Regions from separate parts of the Homo sapiens genome. Here region 2 is linked to region 1. The links are chromatin loops, found by intact Hi-C in ENCODE. Cell type or tissue: Calu3. All regions are shown on one strand. Each heading gives the region's core, and the rest is flanking DNA. Links, peaks and the distances in the headings are about the cores only.

What was found. Hi-C counts contacts between places; a loop is a spot of excess contacts. Peaks named below come from ENCODE experiments on the same cell type or tissue, not always from the same donor. Only the 100,000 strongest peaks of a DNase experiment are listed, where the experiment ranks them.
Region 2: a loop joins it to region 1, with 3.0 times the contacts of the local background. A loop is called at or near these places in 1 of 110 quality-filtered maps.

The regions. Positions count from the first base shown.
Region 1 is chr6:128,244,941-128,261,151 of GRCh38, reverse strand. The region is part of intron 3 of PTPRK (protein tyrosine phosphatase receptor type K); the gene reads left to right. Among named protein-coding and RNA genes, the nearest start is that of PTPRK-AS1, 230 kb to the right of the region's middle. In Calu3, for the core only: no CTCF peak of the experiment used is centred there; no DNase peak of the experiment used is centred there.
Region 2 is chr6:127,997,284-128,013,494 of GRCh38, reverse strand. PTPRK (protein tyrosine phosphatase receptor type K) reads left to right here. Exons shown (of 30, transcript NM_002844.4): 14 at 4,227-4,365; 15 at 8,251-8,411; 16 at 14,591-14,775. Among named protein-coding and RNA genes, the nearest start is that of PTPRK-AS1, 22 kb to the left of the region's middle. In Calu3, for the core only: no CTCF peak of the experiment used is centred there; a DNase peak (open chromatin) is centred at 8,274.

The DNA of each region.
Region 1 (16,211 bases), core at 5,052-13,051:
AGCACTGAGCTTGGAATATAAAATAAATAAAGACAACATGGAATTTAAATTTGGATGGGTAAAATAGAAAATGAAGTTTAGAGGCTTGATAGATTGACAGATCAAGAGGGGTAAAACAGAAACTATTGCTATATAAGCTCAGGATGAAATACTAAGTAGAGACCTCAGCCTATACATAAAAAGAGATGGAAAAACTAAGAAAATGCATGTTTGTTTTGCAATTTAAATTTTTATTTTCAGATCTTAGAGGACAACTATATCATTAAATGTTAAGCTTGCTAAAGCAGTATTTTTTAGGTGTCTTTAAAGTAACTTACTACAACTTCCTATATTTTTGCAGCATCTTCTAATGTACATGAAAGTTCAGTGAATGTACATGAAAGTTCAGGGACCACATGCTTAAATACTGGAGTTGAACGGAGAACTAAGCTTGTTTTGAAATAATTTTTGTTGTCCCTGCTTCCAAATTTGTTGTGGTAGTGGTTATATGAGTCTTTTATTTATTAGGAGATTAGGAAACTGCTTTCATAAATGGACATTATACAAGCATCTTCAAGAAACATGTTTCGCTTCTCCAGCTCCAATTAGAAAAGCGGTAATCTCCATCCCAGCCTTCTGGATGGCTGGCCTCTCTTCCTAACTTTCTTACCCGAATACCTCTTTATAGGAGGCTTACTACATGCCATTTGCTATGCTAGATATTGTGGGTAGCAATGATAAAGGCCATCTTCTCTATTTTATTTTTGGGCATCCTCAGGGTTAATGCCGTCATCTTTTCCTTCAACAACTGCAGTGGTCTCCTTAACATTGTCTCTGCTTCTGGATCTTGGTCTCCCACAAACCACTTCTCACAGTCATCAAAACAAACTTCTTCAGATCATAATTCAGATTATGTCACTCCTCTGCTATAAGCCTGTTCTGTTACATTTAGAATGAAATCCAATCTTTTAAAAAATAGAATAAAAAAAAATATATTTTAGGAAGCCATGTCATCAGAAGTGTAATCCAGAGAATAATATACTCTATAGGTCTAAAAAAAGATTTTCTAAATTATGCAATTATATTTTGATAAATACTTATAAATATTCAAATACAGACATCAGTAAAATGAAAAGTGAAACTCATTTCACCCATTTCATTCAATTTCTCCCCCAAGATGACTACTGTTAATTGGGTCTATATAGTTTAAGGCCTTTCCTATGAAATTACGTCCATGTTGTACGTTTGCTTTACATATGTTATGGACTGGAAAATGAAAGCAGTTGTGTGGAAGGGTTCTTATGTTACAGAAGGAAGTCACATTTTTTTAGTTTCCTTTTAACTTTCTTTAAATGAAAAGGAAAGAATGTTTTAAGTTATATCTTCAACTGCTAGAAAGGTAGTATACTTAGAATTTTTATGGCCCTTTCCTAGGGATTTATGATTTTCACATAAAAGAATGAAAATTGAACACACACTGAATTATACTTCTAAAACATACTTGAAATTTTTTGCCTCTCTCTATTCGTGTTACTTAACCAGTGCAAACTTACTGTAAGTAACGAAATCATTGAAGAAATACACAGAAAATGAAAGTAATCCATAATCTCACCTTCTGCTTTCTAGAGATGACTCCTAATATTTTGACAGGTGGCACATACATATGCATGTATGTATGTGCATATATGTACATTATATATGTGTGTGTGCATGTGCATATTAAACTTGATATTCAGTGGAATCATAATACATAATGTTTTGGTTTCCTTAATTAGGTTATTGTGAAAAGCTTTCCTCTTCATATTCTATTTTTAAGCAACCTGTCCCAATCTGACAATTTCTCACTCTTAGTTTAGTGGTTTTGAGCTGTGGCATACTGGTGTTCCCTGACAGTGGTATTGCAGGTGTTGAAAAATTTGTAGTGTGATAACCTAGCCTATAGGGTGGAGCCTGGAACTATGACAGTTGTCTTTTTACTTCAAGGTGCCACACAGTTGTTGTCATCTCCTGTTTGTTTTTCATAATATAAAAGCATTTGGGAAGCACTGCTAAAAATCCATGCTTTCCCTGTCTCCCTCCTCAAACATGGACCTCCCCACACTTCTCCCAGCTTCCCTTATTACCTCTCTGAGGCTCTTCTCCTCACAGCAGACTGATCTTTTAAAAACACATGTCAGATATCAGGAACTTAGGAATTCTACCCCATATCCTCCACTGGCTTCTCAATGGAGTCAATAAAATCCAAATCCAGTTATTGGCTAGCTCCACGTTAAATTGTCTTCTGCTCTCTGCCTCCCTCATTCAGCTTTCTGATCGTGGAATGCTCCAAGATCATTCGTATCTCAAAGTCTTTGTGCCTGTCATTCCCTCCGCCTGGAATGGCATTACCTCCATCTTCCCATTCTGGTCTCTACTCATATTTTGCCTTCTCAGAGGCTGACCTAATTACCCCGTCTCTACCCTTCTGTTCGTTAACTCCTTTGCCTCCTTGCCTTAGCACTTTGGTCACTGTTCCATATGCTTGTTTAGTGTCTTTCTTCCATACTAGCCTGTTTTCCATGAAGACATCAACTTTGTTTTATGTTTTTCATCTCTTGTACATATCAGGTGCTCGAGAAATAATTATCTAATGAAAAAGTACATATACAATGAAAAAAGTACATAGCGAAACTAACATTTTTATTCAGTATTTGTTTCCTTTATTTCATTTTCCCAGTGCCTTGGATTTTTCTGGTCAGTTATCTCTAGTGTTAGCATGAGCACTTCAGGAAGAGGTAAGGGAGAGATATTAGCCAGTTAAACCATGCATGATTACTCTGTGATATCAGTTTTATGTAACATATTTTGATCTTTTTAACATAGTCAAATGGATGTTGTAACACTTGCTTGATTTAACATTATATTTTGGTCTTTATTATAGAAATTTTAAGGAATTTCACATAATCACTATTTTCTTATAGAAGAATATAGGGACAAGCAGAATGGTGATTTTCTTAAAGGCCTTATTTCTTAAAGAGAATAAAATTTAGTTTATGTATAAAGAAAATGATTTTATTCTCAGACACTTTCCTCCCTGTGTGTATCCCCTCAAATTATCACATTTAAATAATTCTCAGTGGTCCTAATTGATTTCTGAATAAAATATATTCTGGCCATTTTTCTTTCTCCCAGGATTTATTATGAGCCATGACAATAAAGTTTAGGTCTATTTACAAATCAGAGAACCTTCATATTTTTGAGAACTGGAACTTTGAACTAGATTAGTTGAGTATATCATGTTGGTTTTTTTGGTGACACGCAGTATAGAGAAAATTAAAAATGAATTTCCATCACACCTATCTTTGAAAACTGAATTTAGCTTAAATTGAAAGGGGTGAAAAGTTGGCATTTTATTACATCATTTCACTTATCTTATAAATCTTAGAGTGAAGACAATGTTTATGACATTATTTTAAGTCTGAAATTAAATTTAAGTGAAGCCTTTCTGAGACTTATTTATTTTAAACACTTGTTATTGCATTTTGGATTAAAAAATTACATACACAAATTTGTTTTCCTGAATATATAATGTGTTTGATCTCTCCATAAATATGTATGTTAATATAGCACTAAAATCTAAATCTTTCCACATTATTGTACACGTAGGTATGCAATAAATATTTCTTGATTGGTTGACTAATATCCAAGCATATTTAGGCATACTATTACATGTTTAGGTCTTTCTGATGAGATTCCAGTTCTTGAATCTGGTTGTTGCTACCACACTGACCTTTTTAAGGTGCAAATCACATTATCCCTCATGTAGAACCCTTTAAAGGCATTACAACACCTTCAAAAATAAAATAAAATAAAATGAAAAAAGGCAGACTCCTTTTTGTGGTGTAGAAGTCCATGCAAGATAAGGTCCCAGCTTCCTATCTCCCAGGTGTCTTTTTTTTTTTTTTGGATGGAGTTTCTCTCTGTCTCCCAGGCTGGAGTGCAATGGCGTGATCTGGGCTCACCACAATCTCCGCCTCCCATGTTCAAGCAATTCTCCTGCCTCAGCCTCCCGAGTAGCTGGGATTACAGGCATGTGCCACCATGCCTGGCTAATTTTGTATTTTTAGTAGAGACGGGGTTTCTCCTTGTTGGTCAGTCTGGTCTCGAACTCCCGACCTCATGTGATCCTCCTGCCTCGGCCTCCCAAAGTTCTGGGATTACAGGCATGAGCCACTCCATCTCCCAGGTTTTAATCTCTTCTGTTCTATTCTTCCTAACTAGATGTTCTACAAAATTGCTTGTGCCAATAGCTCATTATATTTCCTCTTGTCAGTCTTTTGCAAATACACCTTATTTGGTCTGTAACGCCCTCTTTTTTTGCAGTGTTTTAAAACTGCTTGGAATCATCTTTTTTTTGAATCATTGTCCGCTTTCCCAGATAGAAAATAGTTTGCCTACAGCCGGGCATGGTTGCTTACGCCTGTAATCCCAGCACTTTGGGAGGCTGAGGCGGGCGGATCACGAGGTCAGGAGATCGAGACCATCCTGACCAACACGGTGAAACCCCGTCTCTACTAAAAATACAAAAATTAGCCAGGTGTGGTGGCATGCAACTGTAATCCCAGTTACTCGGGAGGCTGAGGCAGAAGTGCTTGAACCCGGGAGTTGGAGGTTGCAGTGAGCCAAGATCGCCACTGCACTCCAACCTGGCAACAGAACGAGACTCCATCTCAAAAAAAAAAAAAAATGAAGAACATAGTTTGCCTACTCTTTCTCTTGTTTTACATTATTGCTCTACATATGTCATAGAGGTTTACCTTCTAAAAGGTGTGGCTCTGCCTTTTATCCATCTTCGTATCCCTAGCGGCTAGAATAGTGTGTGCTCACTAAGTGCTGGGTTAATGAAGGATGTTTCAAAGGTCGCTTTCTCTGAAGTCTTGCTGTTTTCCCAGGTGGAGTAATTTTCTCTCTCCCCTGAACTCTCATAGCGTTCTAACTCTGCTTTATCACATATAACTGTGCTATAGTTATTTCCTACCATGCTTATCTCTTCTGCCACATTGTGACTCTCTTGAGGACAGGGACCAAAAATTAGGTATTTCTTTCTGTCAGATATTAGTCCAGCAAATATTAGACACTCCATAAATTTCTTCTTGTTGAATAAATACATGGCTAATTGTTCAAATTTTTAAAAATTGGTATTTTATACAGGCTTATATTTTTGTTTTAGCTGGCTATCTGATAAAGAAAACCTATGAATCTACTTACAGTTTTTTTCTTGAAAAGGAAAAAGTTCTGAAGGAAGAAAACCTATAGGATTGAAACTGTCATGTAACTTTTAGCTCAGCTTGGAGATCAGCCTAGATGAATGGTTCTCACATTTTAGCCTGCATCAGTATCACCTGCAGGAGCTCTGAAACCATGGATCGGTGGGTCCCACCCACAGAGTTTCCAAGAAGTTTCCAGGTGTTGTTGATGCTTTTGTTGCCAGGACCATGTTTTGATAACTTTTGACCTGATCTGTCTTACCAGTATTTTTCAGCCTTCAGCATCTTGATAATTTGTTCATACTTTAATGCCGATATGTGGAGTCAGTGCAAAGGTTAAACAGGTTAAATATCTCCTGATGTCTTTGGCAAAGGCCTTCTGTTTTCATAGACAACATCTAAAATCATTTGAGTGGCTCTTTCAGTCCTCCTAAATCACTTTATGTTAGTTTCTATTCTATACACTCTTTATTAAAGGAGGCACTTGGTCATTATAATGTCTAGTGCTTTCCCTCACTTATGACTAGATACTGCCAATAAAATTAATGCTTTCCCTCGTCTTTTTCACCATCTCCCATATTGTGTTCTCAATGAAGATGAGTTTATCTCTCTCCATCTATCCTTAAAACCTGATTTAGGGCCCGGCATGGTGGCTCACGCCTGTTATCCCAGCACTTTGGGAGGCCGAGGTGGGTGGATCATGAGGTCAGGAGATCGAGCCCATCCTGGCCAACATGGTGAAACCCCGTCTCTACTAAAAATACAAAAATTGGCTGGGCATGGTGGCGGGCGCCTGTAGTCCCAGCTACTCAGGAGGCTGAGGCAGGAGAATCACTTGAACCCAGGAGGCGGAGGTTGTGGTGAGCTGAGATCGCGTCACTGTACTCCAGCCTGGGCGATAGAGCAAGACTCTGGCTCAAGAAAAACAAAACAAAACCCTGATTTTATTCCACTTATTTTGTTTTATATGGGTAACAACATTGGTCTATGAATCAGGCCCATTTTAAAAGTAGAGTTTCAAGCCTTTATAATTGTACAAAAAGTTCCAAGGATTTATTTCTCCCTAGTATTTCTTAATTTCTCTGCTTCAACCCATTTTTACTGATTGTCGGACACCCAGAGAGGTCATAGGTATTCTTCAAAAAGTTTGTGATATGAAAAGGATGTCGTTTCCTTCTTTTTTTTTTGACTAACTTCTGAATAATCTCTGAGTATTCTAGATAAAAATATTTTGCCTTAAAATTTTTAGCAAGATTCTTAAAGTCTTACAGACTTCATCTTTTGCTGATTTATGACACATGAATATTTTCTTAAGCATATCGTCAAAAATTTGAGTTCATCTTCTGCAAAGAATCAAGTGAACCATATACTTTTAATGTCTTCATTTTAAATATATGTTTTAAGAAAAAAGTCAAGACAAATATAGATATGCATATTTGTGTGTTTGCACCCATTATTTTTAGTCGTTCTGGGATATCTTCTAAAGTTCCCTATTATTTTCTCCTGTTGAACCTGACTGTCAAACGTATTGTTTGTTACATCTCTTCGTAAATATTTTTCAATTTCAGCTGGGCTTTTACTAGCTAAAAGCACTAACATCATAAATTATATAATAATATGTAATTATATTTGTGCTATTTAAACGTTATATAGCTAATGATATCACTGTTCTTGACTATTTGTCTTGTAAAATAAAACAGAAAATAAAAGTTCACAGGCGTTCTATCCCTAAATTCAACTAAGAGTACACAAACTAGTTACTCTTACAAACTTTATGTCAAAACCTTTCTCCTCTCCCCTCCAACCATAACTAATTTTTTCAGTAGGGAAAGTTCACAATACTTTTGAAATTACTTAATTCTTAAATCAATATTATGTAAGTAGAGAATTCTCTTTTTACAAGAGGTTTAAACAAAACAATTACTTATTAATATATCTGAATTTGTGATGTGAAAACTCAAGTTTAGCATCTGGCTGAACTTTGTCTGTATGTAGGCTCATCCATTTATCTTATCTCTTCACTCAAAATTAATCATCTGGTTTACTTAAAGGTTGCTTTTCTTTGTAAGTGCATACTGTCATCAGATTTCATCTGTTAATAGATATTTAGTATGATGGTACATGTAGGCTGAACTACTGATTTTAATTTTCTTGAGTTTCATAAGCATAAATTAAAGCTATTGAGAGTTGTTTAAATTTGTTAAGAACAGACTTACTGTGTTAGTTTGAAAGCATTATTTTTCAAATATAGTTGTGCAGGTGAAGTGATCTACTTCTGCTATGTGTAAGATTGGACTGTTGGTGCTGAAATTTAAAAGGTTCTGCTTGTGGATTGTAGGAAGACAAATGGCACATCTCTAGAAGTGAGGAGAAATAGTACTGTAATTCAGTGTCATGTTGATAGAAGTAGAAACCTTCACCAGTCATCTTTTATTTTTGTACCAGACAACTAACTATAAAATATAACCCAGATGGTGGAGCTATGATAGTAAAGATACAGAAATGACATTTTGCTGATGAATTTTCTGCTACTCTTTGCTTCCCCACTTTCAGTTTTATACCAAATCTTTTATGGTGTAGGTTGCTTGCTTATGTATCTAAGGACAGATCCATAGGATGAAAAATGTGTTTAAGGGCATTTTTAGATCTTGGATTATTTCAGTAAACTTTTATTTTCCTCTTTTAATTGCCTTTTTGGTTTTTCCTCTCTTTTTGCTAAACTCATATTCTCACATAAATTAGACTGAGCCATGAATAGTGGGTCCTATTTCAATTTTATTTCTGAGTTTCATATTTAAGGCATTTGGGATGTATTATTATGCTCTGCCTGTCTGTCTGCCTATATTGGAATTGGGAAGCCTCAGAAGAGAGCAGGGGTTTGGCATACCTTATACTGTGGTCTCTAGTCTCAGGCAGCTTCACCACACTTAGGCCCTGAATTGAACTGTAAAAGGAATTATGGAAAGGGGCTTTAGTGATAGGGGTGTCAGACATTAGGAATGAGCAAGGTAGTGAGTTTGTGGTACTGTTTTTGTAGCACAGAAGAGCTAAAAGGTGTATCTGCGATGGCAAAGGTCAGGAAAGGGGCTAACATTTATGAGAAACCTCCTAATTTGTGTATAATATCTTTTAATCTTTACAATGGCCTCATGAGGTCGGAACTGGGACCTGAGTTGAGGTCTGTGGCTCAGAGTTGGGGCTCTGCTGCTGGGAACTGTGGTGTGCACTGTGTTGAGTGGGTGTGCTTGTGTGTGTCTCTGTCTTACCTTGAGGGTCTATGTCAAAACCTTCTTGAGAAAGCAAGTATATAATCCCTTCTACCCCCAGAGCCATTTTAATGATATAGAGAATATGCAGAGAACACAAGAACTTTTTGTGGGTTTATTTTGTTAAAGTTATTCATTCTCAGTTCAGGTTTTGGGTTTGTTTTCAGAAATGAGAAGTATGTCTTAGTCACTTTAAGACTAAGAAGTCATGTGTTTTTGATACATATAAACCTGCGTCAACATCTATTCTAATTAAAAACACCATTGATAATCGTTTACAAGTGCAAGATTTCAGGAATGCAGAATTAATTTAAATAACTAGTGGACTATTATTATAACTTCAACATACTAGCATACACTCTGAAATGATTATTGTTCATTCATTTATTTAGATTTTCTAGATACTTTTAGTGATTACATTAGGGATAGCCAACTCCCTGGGCTAATTTGAAACATAGGAATGTAGTATGCTTGCATATTCATTTCAGTATGGAACTTGTGAAAATCTCCGTCTTTGGGCTTTTCTTTCATACAGGCTACTTTTGTATGAAGTCTGTTAGGTTTTATTTTCTCCTTCTGATCTGTGGTCCTGACTTTTTACAGTTACCTGGACACTGCCATGTGCTTTGACTGATGTTCTGTTGTTTATTAGGCAAAACACAGTATCATTCTTGAAAGGCCTGCAGTTGGTGGATGCTCTAGCTGCTTTTCATGCAACTGCACTCTGGTTATACCTGATGTCATCCCTGTTAGATAATGTGGTAGTCCTTCTCATCATGCAGGCAATTGGTAATGCTAAACCTCAGGATATTTTTGTAATCAAAGCCCTTGTAATTGGATAAATTGATGTTTTATTAAAGAATACCTGGTAACATTATAAATAGTATTAACATTCTAAAATTAACTTGTCACTGTAATATTAATTACAGTGATATATGGATACATAGAATTATGTGGGCACGTGTATATATGTATGTGTGCGTAGATATATGAAAGTGAAAGAATATTTAAACCTATACTGTAGCTCCTGCTGAGTGGCAGATGCTGTAACTATGCAAAAGGCCTGTGTGTATTCAGGTAAGAGAATGTTGGTATTTAGAATCTCTGGAGCCCTAGTTACTCCCTGTAGATAGTAAAATCCTGATGCGAAGTCTTGATAATACTAGTCTTTCTAAGGAACCAGCCATTTTTAATCTCAGGACATCTTAAGGAAAATTATGCATCTATGAGTCATGGAAGTGCTAAGGATAGCTAAAATCTGAAATTACTTAGGGGTTAGATGAAGAATCGATTTGGGCTTGATTATATGTCTTAATTGCCTTCCATATTTAGTTGGCATATAATTAGAACCCCCTCATTACTTTCTCAAGAAACTCGAAAATCAAAGAGTTTACAAATAGTCAAATAATTGACTTTAGCAACTCTAAAGCAAAGAGTATACAAATATTTCCCTTGTTTAGATATTTTATCTATGTATCTTTTTGTGATTGCAGGTATATATCTCCTTCAGGAACTAAGTAAACAAGTAAACAACAAATAGGAAAAGGTTAATAAGAATTCATCAGTTTCAGAGTCTCAAGGCCTTGACTAAAGGCCTTTTCACACTTTAGACTCTTAGAAGTGGACTATTACATGAGTCAATAGGCAAACCAGCCTGTCTTGCAGGGGTCTGACGAAGAGAAGCTCCTTTTCTCTAATATTTGCTGCTGATTCTTAGTTGAGAAACCATAATTCCAAATTGCCAGTGTCTATGAGAGGAGCTACAGTGAGTGACAGTAACTGCTAGTTGTACATTGCACTTTTGGTATCACCTGTCAGTTATGTGTGTCTTCATCTTTATGTATGGATGAAAATAGAATATGCACATTTGAAAAGTAACTAGATTCTAGAATTTTAAGTTTTCATGTAGATACTGGACTTACTCTGTAGAAAATCTTCTGGGGCCTATCAGCAGAAATTTATGCCTTATAGCATTATTTAGCTGTTCAGGGGAGGTTTATGTTTTCATGATTTCTAATATAGCTTGGGAAAATTATCTAGAACTTTCTCAAACAAGTGTCATTGTATTATTTCAACACAATTTTGTGAGTTCAGCAAAAATGAGCTAAATGTCTATTCTCATATTTCCCTTTTAGGTAAAACAGTTAATCCACTGATACTGCATTGTTGTTTTCTGTGACATATTGGGACTCTTTGAGCCCTGACTGTCAACAGGATTCATGTGGTTCAATGATGTTGTGAGGAACATGACAATCCATTGCCCTCAGTGAGTTTATATTTTACTAGAGGAAATAAACATCAAATGTTTACTTAGAGTTAATTATGTAATTATAATCATCATATGTTCATGGCTATAGCCTACAGACACTTTTTCCCAAATATTCTCTAAAAGAGAAGATATTAATTCCCAAGTAACTTAGGTCAATGGGTGGTGTATTAGTTCATTTTCACGCTGCTGATAAAGACATACATGAGACTGGGAAGAAAAATAGGTTTGATAGATTCACAGTTACATGTAGCTAAAGGCCTCATAATCATGGTGGAAGGTGAAAGGCACTTCTTATGTGCCTTGGCAAGAGAGAATGAGAATCAAGCGAAAACGGAAACCTCAAATCTCCTGAAAACCATCAGATCTCGTGAGACTTATTCACTACCATGAGAACAGGATGGGGGAAACTGCCTTCATGATTCAGTTACCTCTCACTGGGTCCCTCCCACAACATGTGGGAATTACAGGAGCTACAATGCAAGATGAGATTTGGGTGGGGGCGCAGCCAAACCATATCATGTGGGAAATGTCTTTGCACCTTCGAGTTTTTTTTTCTTTCAACCACGTCATCATCCTTATTATTACCTTCCACTGGACCTGAAATCATTTTGTTCTACTCATGATGAACTTGGGTACCAGCATAATTTAGAGTTGCTCTCTCCACTTTCAAGGCTCATCGTCTTCCTGACGACATCAGTATATGTGTGGAAAGCGCCTGGATAGTTTTTTCACCTCACCACTTCCAAAGGTCACACCTCTGTTTACTACTCTGGTTACATGGATGTTGTAATATCTCACAACTGTTCTAACTTTATGCATATGTATCATACTTCCCAAGTATAAACCTATCTTCTTCTACTATACTCATTTTGCTTAGATCATCCAGTAACTTCATGGAGAGCTCCAATCCATCAAACCATCTGTCTTTAGCTAGTTCATCAACTTGCTTATCATCAAATGAAATCAAAATTTGATTTCATTGTGATAACTTTTGTTATACAATTGCTGTTTCCATAAACTCTTTACTGACTTTTATTCTATCCACTTTTTCTGGGCTTAAATTAAAAAAAAAATACTGTTTTTTTTTTTTTTTAAATCACACCACATGATAGATTTTGATCACTAGAAATTCAGGGTTATCAATTTCAATTGGGTCCAAATATAACTGGAAATTCTACTACTATATTTTTCTGTTCAGTTATCTTTGTTCTTCTACTCTGTATTTCAACTCCTTTCAATTTTCTCCAGACTTCAACCACTCCTTCTTTTCACTAGCCTATTACTTATAGCTGAGAAAATTGTAGTCATATAATGGAAACTTCTTTGGCTACCAGTCCTAGAAATTACATTTTTATGCATCTTCTCATTTCCTCTTACTATAAAAAAAGGCAGAGAGAGCCTGTCTTACAGCCTGTGATTTGGATTTTATCCTGTTTCACACTAACAGTTATCACTTCTTTCATGTGTATACACAAATACTCGCTACCAAATTGAATTATCCTCAATATCTAAACAAGTTTAAGTGTTTCTTACCTTAAAAGTAATAAGAAAAATTTTTTGAAAGTTGAACCTTTCCTTGATCCCATATCTTTTTCTATCCTTAGTCAAATTTTTCTTTATCCATTCAGACAAACTTCCTATAAAGCATTCTTAACCTTGGTGTCTCTGTGCTTTCACTGTGTTCTTCATTGTCCAATATAGTTTCCACTTCCATTCTTCATACAGACCGCTCTTTCTTTGGGCACTTCTGATCTCAATGGCACAAATAAGGGGCATTTCCAATAACCATTTTATGTAGTATTTGGCCAGTATTGGGTTCCTGACATCTCTTCTCCTTTAGATACTCTTTTATTAATAAGCTTTTGTGATGCCATGTACTTCCATTTTCCTTTTGTAGTTCTATATACTTAAATATATTTTTTTCATTTCCCTCTGTCCTCATTGTAGCCTCATCTTCCTCAATCTTATCAGAGTTGAAAGTATAGGGCAAAGAGAGTGAAAGATTGAGGACACATCTTGTGGAACTACAATGTTTAAGGTTCACATGGTAGAATTCAATTTTATGTGATGATGTTTTATATATATGCACATATATGTAATGTGTATATACACACAGATGTATATAGTCTTGTTATCATTTGTTGAATGTCTACTTTGTGATAGACAGTATTTGAGCTTTAAGGACACAAAGTTAACTACAGTTCCTAAATTGGAGGTCACACCTTGTCATAACAGATAAAGATACATGTGCTTTACTGGTACTCATAGGGTTGGATCTGCAGTGTCATTCTATCTTTGTGTGTGTTACAGATGCCTATTTTATTCGTTACTGAAATTTGGGCATAAATATTTAGAAATAGGTTTTGATTTGGGCACATTTGTTCTTTGAAGGCAGATGTGTGATTTATTCTGAACGTTAGCAAAATTTAATGTTTAAATATTAAAATAAAAAACATGAATTTAAGGAGGTTTATAGGAATAAAATACTAGTTTATTCATGTTTTTCCAAACTGGGATTGGGGGGTTAGGTTTTTAGTGGAGGGAGAAGGGAATGGAAGAAATATAATTTTAGTACATGTGTCTTTTATGGCTATTTTCTGCTCATAAAAGTGGTGCCACTTAACATAGCATGCTTACTGTGTGGCAGGAGATGTGCTAAATGTTTTATGTGCATTATCTCATTTAATCTTCCCTATAAACTTTCCTTTATAGAAGAAGAAATTGAAGTTTTCATTTTACATAAGTTAAAGTTACAGTTAAAGGGTACGAACTAGGCCAGGTGTGGTGGCTCATGCCTGTAATCCCAGCAGTTTGGGAGGCTGAGGCAGGCAGATCACTTGAGGCTAGGAGTTCGAGACCAGCCTAGCCAACATGTTAAAACCCCGTCTCTACAAAAATACAAAAATTAGCCAGGCGTGGTGGCATGTGCCTATAATTCCAACTACTGGGGAGGCTGAAGCACGAGAATTGTTTGAACCTGGGAGGCAGAGGTTAGGGTGAGCCCAGATCATGCCACTGCACTCCAGCCTGTGTGACAGACCAAGAATCTGTCTCATTAAAAAAAAGAAAAAGAATATGAGTTAAATATATATCTGACTTTGGAGCCTGGGCTCTTAACACTATGATATATTGAAAGAATATTAAGGGGAAATTTTTTTCAGATTTTTCTAGTATCTGTAATATCTTGTATTACATATTGCATATATTAATTAATCATTTCACATATACCATTCAGTCTTCACAAGAAACCCGTGATGTACGGAAAGGCAGTATTGTCAAGATGAGACTACAGAGACCCGAGTTAAATATTAATAACTTGCTTGGGTTACACGTGATAGTAGATCCCAGGCTTCCAAACACCCAGTTCAGCTTTCCATTATAGGAGACACTTCCTGTGGATTCATTCAGTTTGCTAGAGGAAAAAGTTGTCCTTGTTCTCTAGGGTTTCCCATCTCCCCCAAGTTTAATTCAACTTTATTTCACTTATTTAGTTAATAATCCAGGACTGTTGCTGGAGTAGCAAAAATTTGATTAGAATCATCACCTTCAGTGTTTCAGGTAATGGAGTGGAGTAAAAATGGCTTAGAAAGCAGAGCCTGTTCATTCTGCTCCCAGGCTGGCCTCCTGGAAGGTTTAAAGTTGACATCTGGTATGGCTTTCATTGCTCTCTTCTTCTGGGAAGCCTGGTTGACTGCTTGACATCAAGCATTAGATCTGACCTGAGCATTAGCCCAAGCACGCTTTGCGTAATTAAGCTATTGAGATTTGTTTTCCCTGACAGGACAGAAGAGCCCTACAAGGTGAGGGCTCTGTTGAAGTGATAAAGCTGATTAGATCTTTAGCAGTAAAGGAATCTGATCTTAGAAATTTCTTCTAGCTCTCGTTAATGAGGCAAAGACAACATTTAGCAGGGAAAATGAGGTCACTAAAAAGAGGAACTTTTTTTTTTTTTAAATAAAGAACCAATTATTTTGCCTCCTTTTAAATCAAGGCCTCAATTTATTGTCCTGAGTAAAGCTCAATTTAAATGAACACATATGAAACTTTTTCTCAGGGGTGTAGTAATCTTGTTTAAAGTACAAGAAGTTAAACAACTCAAGAAAGTGAAGCTAAGATAGACCTAGAAATTAAAATAATTTAATGAATACTGACAACAAAACTGAAATAACCAACAATGATGTGTATTTATTCATTAGAATGTCATTGTTTTCAAAAAAATGATTTTTAAAAACTTTTTTTCTGTAACTTCTCTTTCCTTAAACCACAAACAAGCAAATAAAACTTATTTTCCTAGGATACATTTATACAGACTTCAGGTATTACACTGTTGACAATCACACCTTTTAGTTTAGATAGCACCTTTCTATATGCTGCTATTTAATCCTTAGAAAACTTTTTTTGAAAGCTGTATTATATTCATATTATGGGGTTAAGACTTAGCTCTAAAAGTTTCAAATCTCAAATTTATGTGAATCCTCAAGAATTTGTAAACAAGAGGGCTTGGAGTATAATACAGGGTTTTTTTCACCCCTGAGAAAGTGGTCTGTACCAGAGTTGTCTCAAGTTATACATTATTTAAAGTTTTTAATACTATTTTCTATTTCTTGCTAAGCCCTTGTTCCAGTATTTACAAAATGACATGGGAATTATGTTCCCACCAAATACATTTATGTGAAATGTAAATCATATGCACACACATATTGCACACCCTCCTGTGTTCATAGATGGCCACCCTTCCATCATGAAGCATTCTGCTTACCACAAAGACCCCATCCTCCATCTCACTTTCAGCTTATTCCAGTAAAATCAATTGTCACAAAGGGTAAACTTGGAGTAGAAAAGAAGTAATGCAGGTAGTTTATGATTGGGACAGATGGAAGGGAGATGAGCCATCCATTCCAGCGGCTTACCTTATCTCATTGTTATTGACTTTGAGGTGGTTGTAGTGTGAGAATGGAAAGGGTTTAATGGAACCATGCTGCCATCTTGTCAATATAATGTCTAGTCAGTGTGCTAGTTAAAATGAAATTCATTTTTTAAATTTAAAATTTACTTAACATTTTAGACTTTTAAAGGAAATTTAAACTCTAAAGTCTACTTAAATGAAATACTCTGTGTCTTCTTTTTCTTGAGAAGCAATGTAGTAAAGTTTTCAAAAGCAACCTAGAGGCAGGATGACTCAGGCCATTCCCGGCTTCACCACTTGTTAGCTTTTGTGCCTTGGTTCAATTACTTTTCTTTAAAATGAACATGAAAATAATACCTACCTCGTGTGATTGTAATGAGGATTAAATCAATTTATGTGTGTGTATGTGTGTGACTGTAGCTTGGGACAGTCTACTTTATATAGTAAGTGCTTGACAAATGTAACTTATTATCAGCCCAGTCAATCAAACTTCTCCTCCTCCACCAGAGTAAAAATGTCCTGGCAGAGTTTACCAAATACCTAAG
Region 2 (16,211 bases), core at 3,788-11,787, 250 kb after region 1:
ATTATGAGTTCGGGTTGGACATGGTGTGCTTAAGGTGACTGTCATACATTGACGTGAAGACATATTAATCACATGACTCCATGGGTCAGGAATTCGGGTTGCAACTTTTGGTCAGAGATATATCGATTAGAGAGTGATCAGTTATCAGGATGGTAACTAAAGAGATGAAAATGGATAAGATCACCAAGCCAGAAAGTATGGAACACAGTGTCAAGAGGCATAGGTCCCTGAGGAACTCAAAGGGGCACCTATTTTTAAGGGATGAGCAAACAAAAATCTGGAAAGGAGAGACCAGAGTCCTCAGAAAACTAGGAGGTACCCAAGTTCATGGAAGTCCCAGGAAAAGGGTGTTCCAAGAAAGAGGGAGTAGACAGGAATGTCACATGCTATTAAGAGGTCACATAAAATAAGACTAGAAAAGTACACATTGAATTCAGAAACTTGCAAGTCATTAGAAACATTGGTTATGGTGGTTTGGTGTGGATGGGGGACATAAGCCTGCCGGTAGGATTTTAAAGAATGATTGGGAAGTGAGTGGGAACAGTTTCTCAGATCTATAACTGAAAAAGAAAGAAAGCACTAATGAAATGCCGGGAGGATTTGCAGAATTTGAGTGACAATAATGTCTCTGAAGACACCATAAGATTACTTAATACATTGTACTTACAGGCTTCTATCTCTAATGTCCATTATGAAAGTAGAAGAATTAGTTTGCCTAATCACAGCTATTAAGATAGTTTTAATTTTTTAGGTAAATTTGTGTGACTTTAAAGCTATTTCATTTTTAAGTAGTGGGAGCAAGGACACAATTGATCAAGTCACTTTAGCTATTTTTACCCCCCAAAATGCATCCTAGAAATTTGCTCAATAAAAATAAAATTGTGCCTTAGTTTTTTTTCTCGTTGTACAAAGAATTATGCTTCTCTTGGCTTCTGAACACTGGGGATTCCTTATATGCTCTTTGGCAGATAAAAAAAATGGTAAAGATTTATGGCCAAGGAAAGCATTTCTGAAAAAGGTGCTCCACATTGTCTTTGTGTATGTGCAGAAATTATAAACAGAACTCAGGGGCACCACCACTATAATAGCTTTTTGCTCTCTTTGAAGAAAATGGAAAATGCTGACTTAGGGGCTACTGCTTGTATTTCCTTTAATGAATCTTCTAAGCTTGAATGATTTTAAATAGGATATTTATGTTCCTCGGTTATAGCAAGCCAAGTACTTAAAAAAATACATGTGATTAAAATATCCAAACTAATAAATATATACAGACATATTTAGTAAAAACTACTGTTCATAGTAGTAATAGTAATGATAGTAATAAATGCCACAGCTAAAGACTTTGAGGAGAATTCACAGTCAAGGAAAACAACCACCAAATCACATGTATTTGGAGAATTTGATTAGACTTCTATACTTAAGTTTAATAATTATGTTGAAGATTAGTGAACAACTCTTGGCACAAGAATTGTCTTGACAGACAGGCAGCCTTACCCAACTCAAATAAATAACTTAATGGGCTTTTTTTTCTTTATTAACCACTTGGTAAATGTGAATTGAAGTCTAGTTTTTAACAAAGACATATAGATTATGACTTTATTATCTCTGATTTGCATAATAGATTATGAAAGTCTCAATGCTTTGTACTCTTGGTATACCTGCAAGCGTTTTAGTTTCTATCTATGTTAAAAAAATTACTTTCAGATTTGGCTTTTTATTTCTGGAAATATGTTTACATGAATTCATTAACCTATCTATATTACTTGTAAGATCTTAAAAATGTCTTCATCCCCTGAGTTTGAAATTGTTTTACCCATCACCCTCATGTCAGTTCTGTTATTTTATTACTAAACCTAGGTAATAGTATTAAAGCTGCTGTTCTTACTTCATGATGATAGTTTATATTTGCACCTACATACATTATATATATTATATTTGTACCCATATACATTATCTGCTTCTGGTAGGGATTAGCAGCTCTGAAGATTTTTGTAAAATGTAGCATATGCGACTCATAATAAAATATATTTAGAAAATTATACCATAATAGCATGTATTTTATTTAATTAAACTGTTATGAAAAATACTGACCTCATTAAGCAAGAACTGCTCTTCCAGAGAATTTTCAGAAACATTTAATTCTATAACTCAGATATGTCAGAAAATCACTAAGGGATCATTATCATTAGCCCCTGAAAGCCAAGTGTCTCATAGAACCTGAAGAAAGTAGTCTTTGATTAGTGAATAATGATGATTTGTTGCATGGACTAAAGCTTTTTTTCTAGAGATTTCTACATCAAACTTCTGTTTCTCTTCCTATTTGAAGTAGTATCTGTGGCAAACCAATGTAATTTGAGTTACAAGCAATGACTATGTTCCTTTTAGGTTTTTTCATTCAACTTTGTAATATATTCCACCTGTTTTCAATATCTACATATATAGAGATATAGATATATGTATATATTTCTAACGTCGCCCTGGAAAGGAAAAGATCTCTAACATATTTACTACATGTTTTGGTAAATTCAACCATAAAATAATTTGAAAGCCTTAAGGTATCTCTGTTCATAATTATGAGGTTAGAAATTCCCTACAGCCGGAATATATGGAAAGTGTCAAGTCAGAAAGGGAATCTCCCTTAGTTTCCCAAAATACACCAGCCAAAGCCTTGCTTTTTCTGCTTGAGAATAATAGTTAGTGAATCTAGTCTATGGAGAAGTTTTTATGCAATTGAAATAAGATAAATTAAGACAGTTATAGTGAATTGTTTTACAAAGTTAACTGTTCTGACGCTTTTATTTGAGCTATGTCTTTCTCACCAGTTTAGCTTTAAATTACCATTTTATATAATGATATTTACATTAGATATATTTATTCTTTCAGATTTCTTACTTTGAGAAATTAATAGTTAACCTCAACAGTCTCCTTTTGGCAGAATCTGTGGCTGTTGGGAAAAGTGGAGCAGATACTTGGATGTATAGAACTATGGGTTGCGGGGAGGGGGATAGAGAAGCCAAGAGGAGAAGGTAAAGAAGAAAGGATCAGAATGTAGACAAATGGTTGATTTTTAAGAGCTGATTAACAGATTGTCCACTGGAAAGGCATGAGGTTAGGTTTAGAGATTTCTTTGCGTATCTGTTCATGTGGACACCATCTCTTGACTCCAAGTGCAAGGTGCTGTGTTGGGTGCTTCAAGGCAATTTCCCAAATGTGTCTAATCCTGAGAATCACCTGGACTCTTGTTACACCAATTTTTAGCAGTAGGAGCCATGGATCTGGAGACATTGAGAAATTTTGTGTTAAAAGACAGAAGATATAGTAGATTTTTTCTTTGCTCTTGAGCAATTTATAAACTATCCTTATCTTTGTAAGCCTCAGTTCCTTTATCGATAAAGTGTAGATAATAATACTTTCCTTGTCAATTTTCAAGGTAAATGAGGTAAAAGGAAAATGTCCTCAGAGAGTTACTGGGGCTTGTAAAAGGGTTAAAGTTGGTAATTTTAATTGATTGTGTGTATGATGAGTAGTCAGATGGTTTTGAGAAAGAAAGGAAGTTAGGGCATACAAAGAAGTTTTTAAAAATAATCATCTTCTCAAAGTTGTTTCCCAACTTTATTATCTGGGTTTTATTTAATAAAAGAATTTGAAATATTCCTTGGTGTGTCTGTTTTTCTTTGCCTATTCTTCTCTTGTGCCAACTCAACTATTCATCTCAAATTATATATATTAAATCATAAACACATGCTTCTAACAGTTATATTAGGCATTTATTTAACCTAACCCCTTCTGTCCCAGACAAGTACCATTAATACTGCCTTAAAGCACCAAGCATACCACCTGGCATTTGAGTCAAGAAGCATTTGCTGAATTGACTGATAAACCTCTAAATCTGACCCCATCTCTTTCCAATGTACTAGTTGCTAGACAACCTTATGTTCGGACTTTCAAGGACACTTGGGGAAAACTAGTTCATCATTCTCTTTGATATTTATTGTGGAGGTTTGTTTTATTTTTTGTGTTAACAAAACCTCTTGTCAGAAAGATTTCCTTACCTCAACCCTAAATCTCGTATTGTATTTTAGCATGCTTCTGTATTTACATTGTGGGATTATTTTTATTAATATACAATAAACAAGTTGTGTTTCTTGGAGGTAATTACTGGGAATAATTTTTTTCTGTGATTATTAGCTTCTTTCAGTAACTGATTTTTTTTTTTATCCATTTAGCAGCAGCAACAGAAGAACCAGAAGTGATCCCAGATCCCGCCAAGCAGACAGACAGAGTGGTGAAAATAGCAGGAATTAGTGCTGGAATTTTGGTGTTCATCCTCCTTCTCCTAGTTGTCATATTAATTGTAAAAAAGAGGTAAGGCCTAATATTGTCCTGTCCCACTCACTTACCATTTATGTCACTGGTTTTAAAAACCTGTTTTTCTCAAGATCCTTTAAATTAGAACAAACAACAGGAAGAAAATTTTAATTTTAACAATGTTGTCAGCACCTGAGTCTATTGGACATGCTTTCTAATAAATTCTTATTTGGTTATTTGCAGTTTAATTTTGGATATAAACATATGCTTTTTGTTAAGTTGACCTAGAAATTAATATCCGAATTTAAATGTCTCAAATGCAAAGGTACTTGAGATCATTTATCTTATATTTGAAGTGTTATTATTAACAATGGCAAAATATGGATTTATTGTGATACTTGGGCTGTGGTCTAGGAATTATTTTGTGCTCTTTTTCTGTATTTTTCTACTTCTTGGCTACAAATAAGATATGAGAAGAATATAAACATTATTTAGTAAAATTGTACATTAAATATTCATTGACTAAAAATTTTAGCCTTTTAAAATAGAGAGTAAATTGTTTTAATTGAACATTAACTTTTTATACTATATCAACTAATATCACCATCTTCTGACGTTACTTGAAGATACTGAGACCTACTGGAATTTAAACTGAGCTTTGCTCTGGAGACCAAAGTATATTCCTGATGAAAAGCATTTCAAAGTACACAGTTTTTATAATATGAGCTATTGTACATTATATAAAATGCCATAAATCTGTAAGGCATTGTCTTGGAAACTAATATAGCACTCTAATCCTTCCCATCATGTATTTGGGTTAATGCTACAATTTGGAAGGACTTTTAAAAAAAATATTTATAAGCAAAAGTACAGTCCTAAAATAGTTTGGTGTATAGAAGTGGTTGTGATCAGTGAATTCTATTGAAAAATATAATAAGTGATGTTGCTTATATTACATTAAATTATCTAGTTTACTATTATAGTTATTTTATACTTGAAATAAAGCATTAACATTATAGATAAGACTCATACTACATGTTTTAATGATTCCATCAGAGTTTATTTTAATATATTGCCTCTTTACGATTATCCCCTGGAGATATATATGTTGGAGAAGACACATCTGCATTAGAAACATTAGGTATGCATTATAGTGTTTTGTGTTAAATTAGCTACATACGTGCTTTCCCCAAATAGTGCTTTCTCTTGCTGTTGTCTCCCTCTGTGGTTGGAAAATACATCATATGTGAGGCAAAAGTTTTAAGTATTTTAGCAATAAAAATTTGCCAGTAAAGATCAATAAAAATCACCAAATGTAACCTTCAGACCTTATGTCTCTGTTTAGTTTAAATTTGTATTTGGAGACTTAAGTAAACAATTTAGAGAGTAAAGTTAACTAAACATTGCTTCACAATGTTCTGGTCACTTCAGATTGGATGTAAACATGAAAGTGGCTTCTGATTATATCCTCATTCAGCTAGAATTGGGCTAAACTATTCAGTTTTATTTGTTATTTATTTGAAAACATTCATTTGTCTTGATAACTCTCCCTATCCAGGCCTCTGATTTAGCAATAATGAAAAAATTGAAAAATTAACCTCCTAAAGTATGCTAAAACCATCACTAAGCAAGATTTTGGGGGAAGGTAAAATGCTCTGACAGCTCTCTAAAATTGTGTAATATGACAACTTGATTTTCTGGTTCATATATTAAATGGTTAAGTTAATGAGCCTCTCTATTAAAATATTTAACATTTGAGCTTTCATAATTATGCTTTGATTGTCTTTTGATAGAAAGTATGCTAGGGCTTTTGCTTCTGTTCCTCACCATCACCTTTATACCCAGGAAAAGCTGCACTTTTAAAGATAGACCAGGTTTCATTATTTAGATATGTTACCTTCTAATATATAGTATTTATATCTACATTACTTGAATTTCTTACTTACCAAAGCAATTTTGTAATGACTTTTACTCATATGTAGCGTGTCACACATGTACCATGTATGCTTTAATCACAAGTATGTTTATCATACATATAAAAAAGTATAGATATAGCAGCATTGCATTGGATATTATCATCAAGTATAGCTTAAAACTATTAATATAAAATGTTTCCCTTTTAATATATAAATTTATAATAAAAATAATGGAAAAGGAAATTACTTTAGCCTCTTATCTACATTTTAGTGGGAAATTGTTAAGTTTGATTTTATCCCTCACTGGGATGAATACATGTAGATATATTTCTTATGCGGAAAACAGTTCCATGTCTTTTTGGTTGTTTTGCAAAAGAATGGTGTATAATTCAATTGAGTAAAGTTTTACAGCTAAGGATATGTATAAAGTAAGTTTTTAGGCTAAGAAAAGGGATATTGCATCTTTCAAAACGCAATGTCATTTTTTAATTTAATCGCTATTCAATTATTTCCAAATGTATGCCATTTTTTCATTGGTTGTGTATTATATTTTACATGCACAGCATGAACACATTAATAACTCAAACATAAATTTGAAATTATGTTTCAATACAGTAAATGTTTGTGTATGATATCATGTTCACATGCATCTACTGTAGAAGTATCTGTGTATATATAGTATATGGTATATATGTATATTCACATAACATATGTATATACCTATGTACCATTAAGATATAATAACTTGTTTGTAGAAATTTAGGTGTTATTCTGTATATATGATATATTAACATAATAGATCTTTATGTTTTGTATCTAAAGAAAAATAATCTATATAGTACACAAGTTCTATGCACAGCTGTTCCATCTGTCATATTTAGATAATGGATGATATTATGCTTAACTGCATGTTGAAAATACACAATCCATTTAATTTTTCAATATTTTGGCAATAAGAAATACCAGCATGTTATTTTTTCCAAATTATGTATTTTAAATTTTATTTTTATATTGCATATCTGTCTGTTTAATTGCATGGCAAAAAAAACTAACAATGCATGAGCAAATTGAAATGCAAAGCAAAAAAAACATGAATTTTATTTTATTTTATTTTATTTTTTAACGCACATTTTTCTGCTTTATTGAATGTGACAGAGTCACGCTTTTCATTCACCATTGCTTCTCTTTTTCCACTGTCTGTGATTTGCTTGCCAGGAGGAGCTACTATTCTTACTCCTACTACCTGTAAGTAGAAAATGGGTGATGTACAACTTTACGTGTGTTAAGGATGCAGTATCCCTTTTCAAAAACAAAACAGAATGCTTGCAATTTTGGTGACATTTCAAAAAAAAAGTTTTTTCAGACTCTAAAACTATAAACTTTATCTATCACCTATTTTGCCAATCTTTTTAAAAAGGGATATTGTATTTCTGTATGTCCAGCTACTTTTAATTTAGTTATAATTTCCATAAGTAGCTTTAGTCTAGAGCCAAAAACATAATTTATTTACTAAAGTTAAACCTGTACCTTATCTTAGCAATATGGCACTTCACTCATCTGGTAAATGTCTGTTTTAATTTGGTGGCTACAGTAAAACAGACTTGAAAAGTTAGTCATGTTATTTCTAAAAGGAACTAAAAGTTGATCAAAAGAATTAATTACCCAGGAGTATCAAAACTTGGCTTTAGCTTGAATATTTATTGAATTACTCTAGTAAGGAGGTATTTATTTTGCTTTTAATAAATATAATTATATTTTATGATATTTAAGAGAACAGGAAATGATGAGAGATTTGGATTGACAGCTTGAATATTGAAATATGCATCTGACAAAATACTTTTATAGCAAGGAGCAAATATAATTGTTTGAATGTCAAACTTAATTCCTGAAATTGTGACCAGTGCTTGGGGTTTCTAAACCATGTTTGTAACATTATCCTCGGGCTCACCTGGACTATTTATTGCTGGTGTTAACTCTCCTGCAAGCCTCAAACACTAAGGATGCCCTTTTGTATTTGCCTTGGCAGCAAACTTGCTAAAAAACGCAAAGATGCCATGGGGAATACCCGGCAGGAGATGACTCACATGGTGAATGCAATGGATCGAAGTTATGCTGATCAGAGCACTCTGCATGCAGAAGATCCTCTTTCCATCACCTTCATGGACCAACATAACTTTAGTCCAAGATGTAAGTTTTTCATTAAAATTTTAATAAATGATGTTACAACTCATTTCACTTTGAATTCTACACGATACCTTTTGAGTAATGAGAGAGAGTAGGAAAGTGAGGGGAGAAGCAGCTAGAAAGAAGAGAAAGAGATGGAGAATATTATGGAATTTACAAGAAGGATTCTCATCAAGATTGATACTGGATTTAGTTTAACTTCAAACTCTATGAATTTTATTACTGTATCACAAGGGATATTCCAAACATATACCACTCAGTCCATAGCACGTGTCATTGCTTTAAGTGGAAATACACGATTGCCTACAAAAAGTTAGTTCATGTCAGAATTTATAATTCTTTTTCCATTTGCATCTTCCTTTGTGTAAGATGAAAGTCTCTTTTGCGATAAGAGGAAACAGTAATTCTTTTTGGGAATTATTGACATAGGTAAAATCATTGCATTAAAGTAGTATATTGTAGACTCCTGGAAAATTGCAATACTAAAAAGTTAACTCAGGGAAACATTAGTCTACATGCTCTTAAGTATCTGGTGTGAAGTCCAAAAGTATACTTGAATTGGGGGTTTTGCAAGGCATAGTGAAATTCATCCATCCATCTGTCTTGAAAATTCCTAATGTTGGTCTATGAAGGCAAGGCTTTTAAAATATTTCCGCTGAAGTACCATTTAAAAGCAGATGATTTTAATAATTACCCCAGAATCAATATTACTGTTTATTTTCAAATTTCATATGAATGTTATATTCTGTTCTATAGTGCATCTGTTTAAGTTAATTAAATTTAAGTGAAATTGCCTAACTTTGTTTCTTCAAATCCTCAAGTAAAACTGATGCTTGAGGCAGGCAAATCAGGTATATCTCTTGAGTATACTGGCCTTGTATAACTTGGGCCTTATGGCATTTGGCTCAGATCGCAGAGATATGCTCACCCCGGTTTGGAAAACATGGGTATAAGCAAAGAAACAATATAAGTATTATCTCCTGTACAAACTATGAACATATGTAATAGTAAGATTGAAAACAAAGTATTTGTAGGTTGTATGCTTGTATGTAAAGAGGGAAGTTTTTTTCTGAATTGTTCAGCTTGGAGAAATTTTTCAGTAACTATTGGATCTAAAATGAAGCCCATCATTTTCTATGTATATATGTATACCAAATTAGTAGTTAAGGATGCTATACATGAGTCATTTTGGAATTTAGTTATAATCATGACAGGGCCTTTCAGATCTATTTTATTTTTATTTCACTATAGATAAATGATAGAGAAAAATGTAAAATACTATTACTGTTGAAAGTAAGTTTTGCGGAAAATAAAGATGTATCATCTCTTTAACTACTTAATTTAATATTTAATCAATTAAGGTTTTGAAAGCATTCATGCCTCCCAAACTTGTCTATCTATTGCCTACCTTAGGGCCTTATTTGAAAGTTTGAATTCAGCAGTGTAACTATAAATATCCACTTATGAACTTAGAGAAAGGATTAAATCTATTTCCCACAGATAACTGAAAAAAATTATTTGGAATGAATATGAGATAATTATTTCTTTAAATACCTTACACTTGATAGATCTAAAATACATGGGTTTTTTTTTCTTTAATTTTTTAATGTCAAGTTTAATCTTCTGGCTTTTTAAATTAAACAGAGTTCTGAACCATAATTATAGATACACCTCTCTTGATGTTTAGATATAACCCAAGCTGAGAGAGAAAATTTTACATTTGCAGAATACAGTAATCTGAGAAAGTTTAATAATTATATTTCTTAAGAAAGCATAAATCTATTTTAAAGAAAAAAGATTTTAAAAAACAATTTTAGAGCAATATATTCCTTCATGAGCTTTGTTTTCCTGCAGTGCCCAATGATCCACTTGTACCGACTGCTGTGTTAGGTGAGGCCCTAAATCTTTATCATCTTTTCATTGCATGGATCACACCTCCTTGCATGGGTTTGCCCACATAGAGATTATTTACAGTGCAGGAGGCAGCTTGATTTTGAAAATAGACAGCCATGGTATTATCAAAGAGAGCAACTGTGTTCAACCCAATATCAGATCTAGTGGATTTCAAATTAGCAAGGCATGCTATTTAATGTATTCTTCAATTCTTGGTTGTTAGATTTGGAGCAAAAGTACATGGCCCTTAATGTCTGACTAATATTAATGTGTCAAAATTAGTAGAATGAAGCCAAATGCATACATCTCAGGGTGCAATGTTGCCTGAATAACTAGTTTATATGTAAAAGTCTACCTAATGGAAAGGGATGTTTCTAAATCCTCCCAATTTATAACCACGAAAGAACAAATTTACAAGTAAATATTAGGATTATGTGCATTTGCTCTAGCTTTTGTCTTTATTAAGAATGTTTTAATGTAGGTAAAGTTGCTAAAATCTTGATGTGGGGTTTGACATTCTACATGAACCTTACCTGATAAGTAATGTTATCTTTCAAGAAATTTAGAACAAGCTACTTGGGTTACCACTGTATAACATCTAAGACAATGCTATTACTAATGACAATTAACGCTTTTACAGATGTAAAATTATATTAATTTTTAAACCTACCTATATATTTAAGAATGGAATGGGTTTCATTTTTCATTTCACTTTGTACCCTGTTCCTTGACTAATTATACACCAATGATTAGTAATCAGCTTGCCTGTATGTTTACAGGTTCCATATCAATTTTACCAGCGTTTCTAGTTAAGCTTTAACCAAAGAAATATGGAAACTATCAAATAAATATATCTTGTAAATTCCCAAATGTCATGTTTGTTATTTATATTTAACATTTCTTGTGAACAAAAAACTTTAACTTATATTTTATGCTTGTATTTTTGTTATACATACAATCAATGTTCAATTGCATTTTTAAAATATTTTGGAACAACACAACTAACTCAGTTATGTAAAATATACCTCTTATTTACTAAAATAAATATTTAAAATTATAATTTTATAATTACTATAAAGGATATATATTCTAAAATAATCTGAAAAGTCAATGTTCTTCATCTCTACTTGCACTCTCCCTTTGATGTCCACCAATAATGGTTAGGAAGTGAACTGGGGATTTGCCCCAGGGAGTGGTCTTATCACACAGGGAGGAGCCATAAATCATGATCACTGGGGATCATTAAGGATACATCAGATGCCTCTGAAAATGTCATCTTCTGCTAAGCACTGTAGAATGCTGTCAGTATAAAGTTAATAAATAAATTTCAATTAAAATATTGAGAACTAATTGGAAAAAAATTAGTTGCCTAAATGTTAAAAGTTTCCTTACAATAATTTTCTACACATATGTAAAGTCCAAGTCTCGGTCCTCCTGTGGATTTACAATATGAACTCATAAAAATACCTTACATCTTTGTTTTCCCATCTATAAAACAGTATAATAATTCCTACCATACCTTTTTCATGGGGTTTTATTATAAAGAGAAAATTAGATGATGTGTATGAGTTTTATAAACTGTAATAATTATCATAGTAATTTTCCCTGTGAAAAAGGATATTCATGTTTAAGGAAAGCTAGATTTAACACAATAGAGTCATAAAGTCTAGTTATATAAACATTCATTACACATTTTATTTAATTTTGAAAGTCAAGCTGGTTTTAAAAATATATTGGCATTCTTTAAAAGCTAAATATCTCATTAATCATATTAGATGTAGAAATGATTTGTTGTATTTTTCATCATTCTTAGGATTGTGGTCTTTAGAGTTTTGCATCCAATCATTTTTGTATTTATAATGCAGTTTCTGAAATCACTTCAAATATTGCTTAATGCTAATACTTACTGATTTAAAAGGGCTTAGAAACTTTTCATACTGATTCGTATTTTTGGTTTTTGTGTTTTACTGCTTCATTGGGTTTAAGTTCCTATAACAGGTAAGTGTATTGCAAAGAACTCTAGAAAACCTTTCAATCAAGGATATATTTCAAGTTATTATTCTTAAATGTATAATAAGGATAATGATTAGTACGTGTACCCTCACTACTAGTCACATTATTAGGTGGTTTAATGAGGTGGAAATGTATTGAGATTAATAATGCATATGTGATTATTTTAAAGACCTTACTGCTCATTGTACTACTGTATTAAAGCTTAATGCAAAACAAAAGGCACTGTCTATTTTATATTGGGACACAATCATCTGTAAGATTTGGAATATGGGTGAATTCTGTGTTTCTCACTGAGCCTTTTTCAATTGTAAATATTCTGCTACTCCAGCAGGTAAAAGTGAGCTCTGGGGCTGCTCCACTGAGCCCTGGCTACCTTCTTCCAGCTTGAGTGATTGCATTTTGCCTCTCTGACGTTATCTGTTCTCTTTACTTCTCATCCTTAACTGTATATTCTGTGGCAGTGCCCAAATCAATTGCTTCTGAATTTAATTTTTCTGGGGAGATGTATTTATTCTTTATGTCGGTCTGTTGATTGTAATATTTTAATAGAAGTAGATCCATTGACTTTGGTCGCATAGTGAGAACAGGAAACTCTCATGAATCATGTTTGTTAGCCAATGTTTTTGTGTAGAGGGGTGGGCAAAATCTGAGTAAAAGACATGAATTCACTTGAGTGGTTAGGTCACAACAGAATCTATCAGGGATTTTTTGATTCAGTGTATTTTTAGGAATGAATGCTACAAAAAGAGCATTCAGCTTAATAAGAGGGAGTAAAGATAAATGCAATCAAGCTAAATTACAGAGGCACACAAATCTGATTGTAGGGTTCTTTTTTTTTTCCCTTCTCCAGGAAGAAAAAATGTTTATCATGGGGACAACAATTCATTTTTTGCTATATCCTATTTGTAGAGTTGGTGATAGAACAGGCAAATGTACTAGCACTTGAAATATGTTTATCTGTTAATTAAATATCATTCTCTACAGTATGCATTATCATTAAAAAAAAAGTTCCCCTAAGAGTGTATTTTCTCTTCTGTTAATGAGTATGACGGTATAATGCTTTTCAAAGTAACACCCCTTAAAACATTTGTTTTTTTTTTTAAGTGGTAAGTTTAAATGTGATAAATATGAGCATGCTTCTCGTTGTAATGTTTAGTACTTCGGTCATTAAAGTACTGTTTATTCTTCATAGGCAAAAATGTTCTTGTTCTTTTCTTCCTTCTTATGACAGAAAAAGAATTTAAAGTTTCTTTTCTTTTTAAGCTAATAACACAATTGGGAAGGGACTTACGCTTAATTGTGAGTGGTCAGGGATTCAGTTGACTTTTTAATTCATTCATTGGAATATTTATTGAGTTACTGTTATGCATCAGGCACTAGGAATAGAAAGAAAAATATTCTGTCTCTGTACTGGGTGTTCAGAATTTAGTGAGGAAAATAGCCAAGTAGATAAATCATTAAAATATAGAGCAAGTGAAATGACATGTAAAAATGAATAAGAGGTCATGGGAACATAAAGAAGGAGCTTTGTAACTCAACCTGGAGGGGCCAGAAAAGACTTCCAGGGGAGGAACCCACATTTTGCTCCAGAAGCGCGCCCTGATTTCTCTCGCAGCGTGGCCAAGAGACTCAAAATACATTTGCAATAAAAACAATAACAGTAATAAGTCAAGGCGGCAGAGGTTGAATATAAATGCACGTGTAGTCTGGCTAGCAGACAGAGTGGCATCAGGGGGTGATCATGTGGAATGCCCATGTTTCCCAGTGCAGAGTGTGTTGTGGTAAAAAGCCCCAGAGAATAGGGCCACGAGAACAAGAAGAGCAGCCCTTTGGGGATGGGTCACCTAGATCGGGTATCTCTGAGGGAGGTTGGGATATGGTTGGGAAGGAGTTTGGTCGACTTAATAGACCATGAAAACACCTCCACTTGACAGCTGGGTCCTCTGGTCCCACTCTATACTGCTATGACTACAGATGCAAGAAAAACAACTCAGCAAAATTTCCCGCTTAAGCTTTTAAAAGGTCTATCAGATGTCTCCCTGCATCTCACAGTGTCTGTTGTCTTGCTGATATACACATAATATACTCTCACCTGAAACCTTGAGTTTTGTCTTTGGGGATACTGTCTAGGCCTATACTGTATGATATTTCTTTCCCAGAATTCCTCTTGTTATCAGAAAGATCTTAAGGTCTTAAAATCTTCATTGCATAGATACATATATTAAACAAGATAACTTTGTCTCTTTTTTAATCTTCTGAAATCTGAAAAATGCCAGATGAGAACCACAGTGCTACAGCAGAGTCCAGTCGCCTTCTAGACGTACCTCGCTACCTCTGTGAGGGGACGGAATCCCCTTACCAGACAGGACAGCTGCATCCAGCCATCAGGGTAGCTGATTTACTGCAGCACATTAATCTCATGAAGACATCAGACAGCTATGGGTTCAAAGAGGAATATGAGGTGAATAAGTTTTGATACTGTATTGAATTTGATTTTTAACTATGATACTCAGTGGAATTTAGCATTTTTTTCCCTCTCTTTAACACAACAAGGAGGGGATTGTTCTATAGGCTCTCTAATCTAGTGTTTATGAGTGTACAACCAAGTGTGTGTACCTGGGAATGGGAAGGGAATGGGGAAAAAAGCACTTCCCAGAGATATATGAGTCTAAATTTATTACAAGAATCTTTAATGTTGGATTCCGTAATTTATTTTACTATGGTATTAAAAAAAAACACTTTGCGTATCTCCCCATGCAAAAATCAAGTAGCAATACACTTTGGGTCCCATTGTTCCATTGCAGATTCTATCATTTGAATGAATCAAGTAGCAGGTACTTCTCTGCCCCTTTTTTTGTTGACCTTATGGTTGAGAAATCAGATGAAGCTTTGTGCTCTAAATATACTACTTGCCACTCTCAGTTTAATTTTATGGATTATTGGTTGAGGGTGGCTGAGAAAAAAAATAGAGCACTGCAAATCTAGTAAACAACACTGAGAAGCCAAAAGAAGGCAGTGGGAAATTCTTCTTCCAACCTTATTTCCCCTTCCTACTCAAACCAAAATACCAGGACTTATCTCACAAAGGCAATGATTTAAAACCAAACATTCCAACAAACATAATATAGCAAAAGGAAAATAGTTCCTTTGCCACCCTTCACTTACTGAGAAATACCAATCTGGGGCATGGAAGGAAGCCAGTCCACTACCCATGAACACATCACAGTATGCACACATTTAAAGTGAAAGAATCCAAGTAATATTTTGCTTTGAAAAGGCCATCCAAAATACATCCAATTTCATGAAGAATCTTTTAAACTCCATATTTTATCTATGGATTACCTGTATACCTTAAATTAGGAGTGTTAATTATCTCTGAATTTTGAAAGTTGATTTTAGATATATGCCAGAAACACTGCCGTGGTAACAAAATAAGTACAAGGAATTAGACTATTCTGCCAGAGCTGGTTCTTTTTGTTCATTTCATGTGTACTCCTGTGTACCTTGCTTCAAAGACCACTGGGCTCTTTGAAGACCCCGTTTCCTGTGTTGAGCAAAGTTTAAGTTCTTTTGCAAAATGAAATTTACACCCGTTTTAAATTGCTGCATATAGTAATTAAACTAGTCAACAAATTCTTCTGTTCCCAGATTCTTGAAGAAGGGGACTCTATTTTAATTTTTATATGGTCCCTTGTTGTGAAGACTCACTCTTTTTCATGATCTTCAAAGAAACTCAGATGCGATGTATTGCACACAATTTAATGAATAATTATGGAGGGAAGCAGGTTTTCTTTCTACTGTTATAAATGCTAAATGATGCACACTTGAAAGATACTCATTAAAAGCTTTTTTGCAGTTTTGATGCATTATCATTCAATACGTTTTGAAAAGAATGAT